2 separate regions of the Homo sapiens genome follow, and region 1 is linked to region 2. Evidence: read pairs that join two places in POLR2A ChIA-PET (ENCODE). Cell type or tissue: Caco-2. All regions are shown on one strand. Each heading gives the region's core, and the rest is flanking DNA. Links, peaks and the distances in the headings are about the cores only. Region 1 has its middle 96 kb from the start of LINC02621. Region 2 overlaps ARID5B (AT-rich interaction domain 5B).

The links. Peaks named below come from ENCODE experiments on the same cell type or tissue, not always from the same donor. Only the 100,000 strongest peaks of a DNase experiment are listed, where the experiment ranks them.
Region 1: POLR2A ChIA-PET joins it to region 2 with 7 read pairs; 3 of 35 experiments call an interaction of 5 or more read pairs at or near these places.

The regions. Positions count from the first base shown.
Region 1 is chr10:62,160,857-62,165,259 of GRCh38, forward strand. No RefSeq gene overlaps it. Among named protein-coding and RNA genes, the nearest start is that of LINC02621, 96 kb to the right of the region's middle. In Caco-2, for the core only: no CTCF peak of the experiment used is centred there; no DNase peak of the experiment used is centred there.
Region 2 is chr10:62,086,615-62,091,017 of GRCh38, forward strand. It overlaps ARID5B (AT-rich interaction domain 5B), which reads left to right. Exons shown (of 10, transcript NM_032199.3): 10 at 4,248-4,403. Among named protein-coding and RNA genes, the nearest start is that of LINC02621, 170 kb to the right of the region's middle. In Caco-2, for the core only: no CTCF peak of the experiment used is centred there; a DNase peak (open chromatin) is centred at 1,879.

The DNA of each region.
Region 1 (4,403 bases), core at 197-4,196, 74 kb after region 2:
AGGAACCAGCCCTATATACACCTTGATTTTGGACTTCTGGTCTCCAGAATTGTGAGAGAATAAATTTCTGTTACTCTTAGTTACAAGTTTGTGGTAATTGGCTATGGCGGCCCTAGGAATCCAATCCACTGTCCATCTGTGGAGAGTGCAGCCAGCAGACAGCCCCCCAGCAGACAGACCCAGCTCTTTCAGGGTTGGCCTCAGCTGCAGGGATTACACCCATCCTGGTGACCAAGCCTCTAGTGGTATAAAGACCTGTCTCCAAGACAACTCTAATGGGCAGCACTCACTTCAGAGCTCCTAGCCAGGTTGGCCAAGGCTTCGCAGATTTCGTCTGTGCCCAGGCCTACTTCCTTTCACAGATACTGATCCCTGATAAACATCTTGCCCCATGTTCTGCTTCCTGAGATCCTAACCTGCCCTGCAAAGGAAATGCACACCTTTTGCCCATCTCAAATCCGACTGTGGCACACTGCCTCAGGGTGTTAGAACTTTCTCCATGACAATGAGGCAATTCAAAATATTCATATGGAAGTAACAAAACAGTTCCTATTCACATTTACTTATTTTTGTCAACCAGGTTTCTCAGCCTTTATAGCTATAAATGCCAAAAATAGGAACAGACTTGATGCTGAACCCTATCTCATTCTAGCATTAAATAATAGCCATCCATGCATACATGAACTAATTGGAACAAATAAAACCCCATGCATCTTATATAGCTATGCACTTTTAATAAATTTTTAATTTCATGTTTAATAATCATTCATAAAAATGTTTAAAGTATATTTATATTGTTTTGATCAATTTTTCCAGATGATAAATTTCCTGAACACCTATGGCCTTATGGTAGCAGGAAATAAAATTTCAGTTTGTATTTTTATTTATATTATCAAGAAGCCTGATAGGGTGATGCATAAAACACTTGAAAACAAACTTACCATATTAGAATGAAATTTTGTGGGGTAATAGAATTTAAAATATGAATTCAAGGAGAGAAAAGAAGTAAAATTTCTGTATGTCAAAAAGAACTTGTGTTTTTAATTTATAGTTGATGATATCAAATTGCTATGGGGTTTACATTTTACTAGAGGGATGTAAACTTTTATGTTTTTATTTATTTATGTATTTATTTTTTTTTGAGATGGAGTTTCGTTCTTGTCGCCCAGGCTGGAGTGCAATGGCACGATCTCGTCTCACTGCAACCTCACCTCTGCCTCCTGGGTTCAAGCGATTCTTCTGCCTCAAACTCCCGAGTAGCTGGGATTACAGGCCCCTGCCATTATTTTTGTATTTTTAGTAGAAACAGGGTTTCACCACGTTGGCCAGGCTGAACTCCTGACCTCAGGTGATCCGCCCGCCTCCGCCCCCCAAAGTGCTGGGATTACAGGCGTGAGCCACTGTGCCGGGCTTAAACTTGTATTTTAAAATGTTGCCATTTACCATACACCTCTAATTACCATCTTAAAAATAACTATTAAACTTATTATTAAAAAATTTAGATGTTAACTTAAAAATCTGATAAGGGTTACATAGTTTTGCAAAACATTTTTAGGAGGTTCATGAGCAAAAAGTTCGATGACCACTGATTTGTGTTGCCTGCTGGCCCCTGAGGGCTTTAGCTAAACTACTAAATACCTCTGTGCTAAAGCACATGTTAACACTTTAGTGCAGTTCTTGGGAGCTTTAATTTTTTCAATCATTTAAGATTCATGGCTGAAATACAGAAATGGGGAAGATTTTTCTAATTCCCACCAAGGTTATCTGAAGGCAAGGGCCACAGGAGAATGCTCTGAGGGGCAAGAGAAAGACACACTTACAAATTCCCCCAAAAGAATTTAAGAGAAGCTGCTCCTTCTGCACTCCCCCATGCCCTCCTGCCACTACCACCGGCTTTCTCTCTTTCCCCTCTCCTGTAGGCTCTATTAGGGGTGGAGGAGAATGAGACATCAGAGGAGAATGTATTCACTTTGCATATTGACGTGCCTTCCAAAACAATAATTATAACCAAAATAATGACTGCCATTTATTGAATGCTTACTTTGTGCCAGGTTAAAAAAAAGAATTCTCTTAACAGCTGGCATCAGGATTCTTCATAGGAAGGGAACTATGTTTGGGGAATCCCTTGAATAAGCCCTCTTAGGGACTGATTCTAACAATTATTCAGAAGATGAGTTAGAAAAGCAAGAAAATCCGGGGAAAAATTATGACAAATAACAGCCAATAACTTTATAAATGCCTGCTGTGTGGTAGGCACTGTTTTAAGCACTTTACATACAGAAATGCATTAAATCCTCACAATCACATTATTATTATCCCCATCTCAAAGATGGGACAACTGAGGTACAGAATGACTAAGCAAATTGTCTCAGTTCAAGTAAGTGGTAAACTGTCCCCTGGCCCCGGAGTCCAATGCTCTTATCTACTATGTAGTATCTAAGGTCTTAATAACAACTGTGCTGTGCTATGCTAGGATTTTAAAAAACCAAACAATAGTAATTAAACCAGTGTTATGCCTTTTCATCATACAGTAAGGAAATAGGAGAGAGACCAAAAGTAGACCCACATGTAGAAAATTAGCATATGATAATTAGGCATTTCAAATCAGTAGCAAAAATGAAAATAAATTTCTACTTTACACCTAAACTGAATTATATTCCAGATGGATCGAATGTATATAAATGTAAATGTATCAAAAATCTTAAGTACTAGGAGAAAATATTGGAATATTTTTGTAATTTTGGCATTTCCTTCTAGGCAGATGATGCCTGGAATTTTTATTTAAAAAAGAAGATTAGTATCTTTTTCTACATAAATATGAAAAATTGAAAAAACACTTTAATCTAAGCTGTAAGACAAATAATACTCTGAAAAAATATTGCAAATATATGATAAACAAAAAGACCAAACCTGATATATATATATATATAACATTTATTTAGTTTTGAGAAAGGGTCTCGCTTTTTCGCCCATGCTTGAGTGCAGTGGCATGATCTCGGCTCATTGCAACCTCCACCTCCCGGGTTCAAGCTATTCTCCTACCGCAGCCTCCCAAGTAGCTGGGATTACAGGCTTGTACCACCAAACCCAGCTAATTTTTGTATTTTTAATAGAGACGGGGTTTCACTGTGTTTGTCAGGCTGGTCTCGAACTCCTGACCTCAAATGATCCGCCCACCTTGGCCTCCCAAAGGGCTGGGATTACAGGCGTGAGCCACCATGCCTAGCCCTCATAATATATTTTTGAAATTTCTGTAAATTAACAAAAATGCCAAACTACCAATTAGAATAAGAAAAGAGATACAAATATGCAATTCACAGAAAAATAAATGCAAATGGAAATGAACAAATAAATCACTGCACAATCACACTCAAAGCCAAAGGTGTACAAATTAAAAAACAACGGCTAAAAAAATTAAACTCATAGAGATAGGAGTAGAAACATGGTTGCCAGAGACTAGGAAGGGTGGGACTCGGTAGGGATAAAGAGGGGATGGTTAATGGTATTAACCCAGCCTGGGCAACAGCGCGAGACTCCATCTCAAAAAAAAGAAAAATACAGTTAGATAGAATGAATAAGATATAGTATTCAATAGCACCATAGGGTGACTATAGTTAAGAATAATTTATTGTATATTTTAAAATGAGTAAAACAGTGGAATTGGAATGTTCCTAACACAAAGAAATGATACATGCCTAAGGTGATGGATACCCTAATTACCCTGATTTTTTGATCATTACGCATTGTATGCCTGTATCAAAACATGACATGTACCCCACAAATATGTACAACTATGTATCTATAACACTTCAAAAAATAGGGAATATCACATTTAAAGAAGAAATTAGCAAATATTAAAATGTTTGAAAAAATGTCAAGTGAGAAAACTCAAGATATTATTGGCATATGGATGGTAGTGTAAACGTTAAGCTTTTTGGGAGAGAACTCTGGCAGTAGCTATTCTAACAGCAAATGCATATTCCATTTGTTCTAGAAATTACAGGGGGAGTTATCATGTCCCCAATATTCAAGAACCTAGAACGAGTACACATTTCCCCGCTGGGTCAATTCTGCATGTCAGTCTGGTATTCAGACTCCACCATAACACAGGCCCACCTACTCGTTCAGTGCAACTTCCCCACACCAACCTGTCACCCCAAGCCTGTCAGGTCCCAAACAGCACACCTCCCACCCCCAGGCCTTTGCTCATGCTGTTTCATCTTCTCGAAGGACCTTCCCTCCTTGCTTTTCACGTCTCCCTACCTGCTTCAAGGCCCAGCCCAAGCTCCATCTCCACCAGGATGCCAGGTCCTTAGCACAGTCCCTGATATTAAGTAAGGACTCAATAAACGCAATATTTTGTTACTTTAATATTACTAACACTTACACATTTACTCTCTCAG
Region 2 (4,403 bases), core at 73-4,072:
GGCATGAACCTGGGAGGCAGAGCTTGCAGTGAGCTGAGATCACGACAGCCTGGGTGACAGAGCAAGACTCCATCTCAAAAAAAAAAAAAAAAAAAAAATATCAGGCATGGTGGTGCCCCGCTGTGGTCCCAGCTACTCAAGAGGCTGAGGTGGGAGGATAACCAGAGCCCTGGGAGGTAAAGTCTGCAGTGAGCTGTGATTATACCACTGCACTCCTGCCTGGGTGACAGAGTGAAGCCGTGTCTCAAAAAAAATGCTTTGGAGGTCCAGGAAAGGGGACCTTGGAACTGTGGTGCTGTATCCTGCAAGACTCTCCTGAAAACTTTAGAGAAGTGTTTGTCTCCCATAATTGATTTCTGTGCAACAGCCATGGGTTGAGACCAATTTAAGAAAATCTTAAGTGTGGCCGGGCGCGGTGGCTCACGCCTGTAATCCCAGCATTTTGGGAGGCCGAGGCGGTGGATCACGAGGTCAGGAGATCGAGAGCATCCTGGCTAATACGGTAAAACCCCGTCTCTACTAAAAATACAAAAAATTAGCCAGGCGTGGTGGTGGGCACCTGTAGTCCCAGCTACTCAGGAGGCTGAGGCAGGAGAATGGCGTGAACCCAGGAGGCGGAGCTTGCAGTGAGCCGAGATCAGGCCACTGCACTCCAGCCTGGGTGACAGAGAGAGACTCTATCTCAAAAAAAAAAAAAAAAAAAAGGAAAAAAGATCTTAAGTGCATATTATTTATAGGGGAATTTTGAAATGGTTCCTATGAAACCATTATTATTTTTCATATTAACAGGTAGTTTCTGCACTTTTTAAGCCCCCAACAGCCTTTTGGTAGAAGCCATTACCCCCAGCATGTAGCCAGTCATGTAGGCTGATCTGGGCTCCATTTCAACATGAATAATAAAAAACGCTGCTGCCCATTAAAAAAAAAAAAAAACTGAGCAGCCACATTTGGAGACAGCATGTTCTAGGATTCAACCCCAGAGGGAATTTTGATGCTGATATTAAATACCCCCTAAAAAATCAGGTTTATAATGAACACATAAGAGGCTCCATAATTAAACACTGGTTTAAATTGCACATGTACAACACGCACCAACCTCCCATCTAGACATCAACTTACCCAGCTGACTCTTACATAAGAAAATAGTATTGATACCAAGATTAGAAATTTGTGGGTTTTTTGTTTTTATTAGGTTTCATAATTATTTTAAGCTCTAGTAACTAAAAAGGGGGAGGAGGAAGAAGATGATGCAGATTTTTTTTTTTTTTGAGACAGAGTCTCTCTCTGTCTCCCAGGCTAGAGTGCAGTGGTGCAATCTCGGTTCATTGCAACCTCCGCCTCCCAGGTTCAAGCAATTCTCCTGCCTCAGCCTCCCGAGTAGCTAGGACTACAGGCATGCACCACCACACCCGGTTAATATTTTTGTATCTTTAGTAGAGACAGGGTTTCACCATGTTGGTCAGGCTGGTCTTGAACTCCTGACCTCAAATGATCCTCCTGCCTTGGCCTCCCAACGTGCTGAGATTACAGGTGTGAGCCACCGTCCCTGGCCAGATGATGCAGATTTCTCAACATCTGCAAGCTTGCAACATAAATGGCCAAAAGCAAGGAAATTCCAAGTGCATGCTTACATTCCATTTTTCCTTGATACTTTTGGCCTGGTGATTTATTATAGGGTTTCAGATGAGTGTGTTCTATTAGCTGCCATATGTACACAAAACACCAGGGGACAAACTGAGGACCAAGGGGACAGCTGACCGTTGAATATCTCCAATTTGGGGATTAAGTTTGAAATGGTTGGTTTGTGAATGGTAGGAGGAATCTTTAGCCTATGCACTGAGCCTGTCAGCTTGGATGATGACCATGCCCAAGAGTGGAGCCTTACTCCCTGGAGTCCATAGAAACCCTGAAAGCTGTTAGGCTTTGTGTTTCCTGTAGGCTGCAACTGTTCCCTTCAGGGAGCTGTAAGTGTCTCAGGTTTTGAAAGTTGTCATGATGAGGTTATCTAAACCTCATGGAATCTTCCACCCTCTCCAAGGTTGACCTTATAATACGAATCACTTCTCACCTCCAACATAGAACCATGTTATTAGCCAGGTGTATTTTTTCTCATTAACTCTATTTGGGGTTTTTGGTTTGGATTTTATTGTTTTCATCGCTTTTAGTTTTTGGTGTTTTCAATATGAAGCGGTGAACTCAATGGAGATACAAAGGGTGAGAAATTCCCTCTAGTTGAATCCACTATATTCAAGTAATGGGATTGCAAGTTGCATGGTGGGAAGCTAACATTTAACATACTAAGCAGATCATAAAATGTCTTACTAGAAAAAAAGTCCTTTACTTTTTTCTGCCTAGCTTTCAAAGACTTCCTAAACCTGTTTTACAACCCGAAGCATGGGACTCTGATATAACTGCAGTTCTACATCATAGAAACTTCAATGAGACTGAGTATCCCTCATTGCCCTGCGTCAAACTATAGCCCCATAAGAAACTAACAATTAGATGCAATTTGCCTTTTTCCCTTGCCATACTCATTTGTCTTTATTTTTGTGTCATGTATAAGCTCAAGAGACCAATGTGATGATTATTAATGTAGAAGAAGTAATGATATTTGTACTGGAAAAGGCAGCTACTAGTACAAAAAATAAAAAGAAATAATGATGATAAGCAAAGTCTCTTAGGTATAACATGTCCCTAAAATTCAGGGTTTTTTTTTTAAAGGGATTTAAGGAAAAATACCTGTGAAATAGGTGTGATTTCTTAAAACTTTTGTTCCCACGTATTCCTAAACCAGCATCCTCAATCTTACCCAAAGATGCTAATTGGCAGACCCACCCTTCCTTCCTTCCTGCCTGCCTGCCTTCCTTCCTTCCTTTCTTCCTTCCTTCCTTCCCTCCCTCCTTCCTTCTTTTTCTTTTTTTTTTTTTTTTTTGTGAAAGTTACACTCTTGTTGCCCAAGCTATAGTGCAATGGCATGATCTCGGCTCACCGCATCCTCCACCTCTGGGGTTCAAGCGATTCTCCTGCCTCAGCCTCCTGAGTAGCTGGGATTACAGGCACCCACCACCACACCTGGCTAATTTTTGTTTTTTTACTAGAGATGAGGTTTTGCCATGTTGACCAGGCTGGTCTTGAACTCCTGACCTCAGGTGATCTGCCTGCCTCGGCCTCCCTAAGTGCTGAGATTACAGGCACATCTTTTCTTAACAGAGAAGAACAAAGTTCAAGGGATGAGATGGAAAAAGGAGGGGAAGAATACCAGCTCAGTACAACTGTTTTGTGACTGCTCTGCTAAGACATGTCAGGGCAGAATGACAGCAGTTTTGAAAGGGCTTGTCAGTCAGCTGGGTCATAGATGGAAAGTTAAAATGACCTCCTAAGGTCAAAGTTTATATGGCTGCATAATGCAGTAAATGAGTCGAATTGGTACCCACAACTTCTGTCAGTAGGGTCACATAAGGAGTGTGTCTGTCTCATTGACTATAATTTATTTCATTCAACAGCAAAGCTATATTTGCGGTGGCACTGACTGTCTGAATTTTGACAACTTCATTTTGGGCTTTAATAGAAATGTAGTTTGCTGCAACCTAGAAGGACTTAGTCTCCTCTGTCCCTCTGGTAGACAGGCTGCCAAGAAATCTTCATACTTTGTCAATATTTTAGCATTATCTGCATATCATCTGGCCCTGAGTAGAAATTATTAACACTTATGCATTGCTAATCTTCAGTGCATCATATTGAATACATTGGGAAGGGATTTGCCCTGTTAAGGAAAGCAGGGAGTTGCAATAGGTTTGTTGTTTGTCGTTAACATGGGGTTGGTTGGATTTTTGAAAGAGAAATGCTTTAAAAAAATCTTTCTCAGGAGTATCATAAAACACAACATGTAATTTAAAACCCATTTGGATAATTGACTGATTTGACAAGAAGACAACCTTAGAATTAAACTATATATTAGAATCAAGGAGTGATATGATTGTATACCATCAGTACATAATACTTTGCTATTTTGATAGGTATCTCATAAGGGACTGAAGCGAATATGCATATTTCCCCTAATGTTTCTGTAATTTAGATTTCTTTGTTTAGAGCCATGATTGGGGAGTAATAAAGCTTTACAGAAACTTCACGAGCTGATTGACAAGCCTGTTTTCAAGTAAAACTGCTGTGTGGAATATTTTATTTCATAGCAAAACATGTCTGTGTATTTGGTTTTCTTCTGACTGTCTTTTGAAATATGTTACCAGGTTTCATCAGAGCAAGAAAAAGAACAAGAGACTTTAATAAGCCAGAAAAGCATCCCTGAGCCTCTCCCAGCAGCAGACATGAAGAAAAAAATAGAAGGGTATCAGGAATTTTCAGCGAAGCCCCTGGCATCCAGAGTAGACCCAGAGAAGGACAAC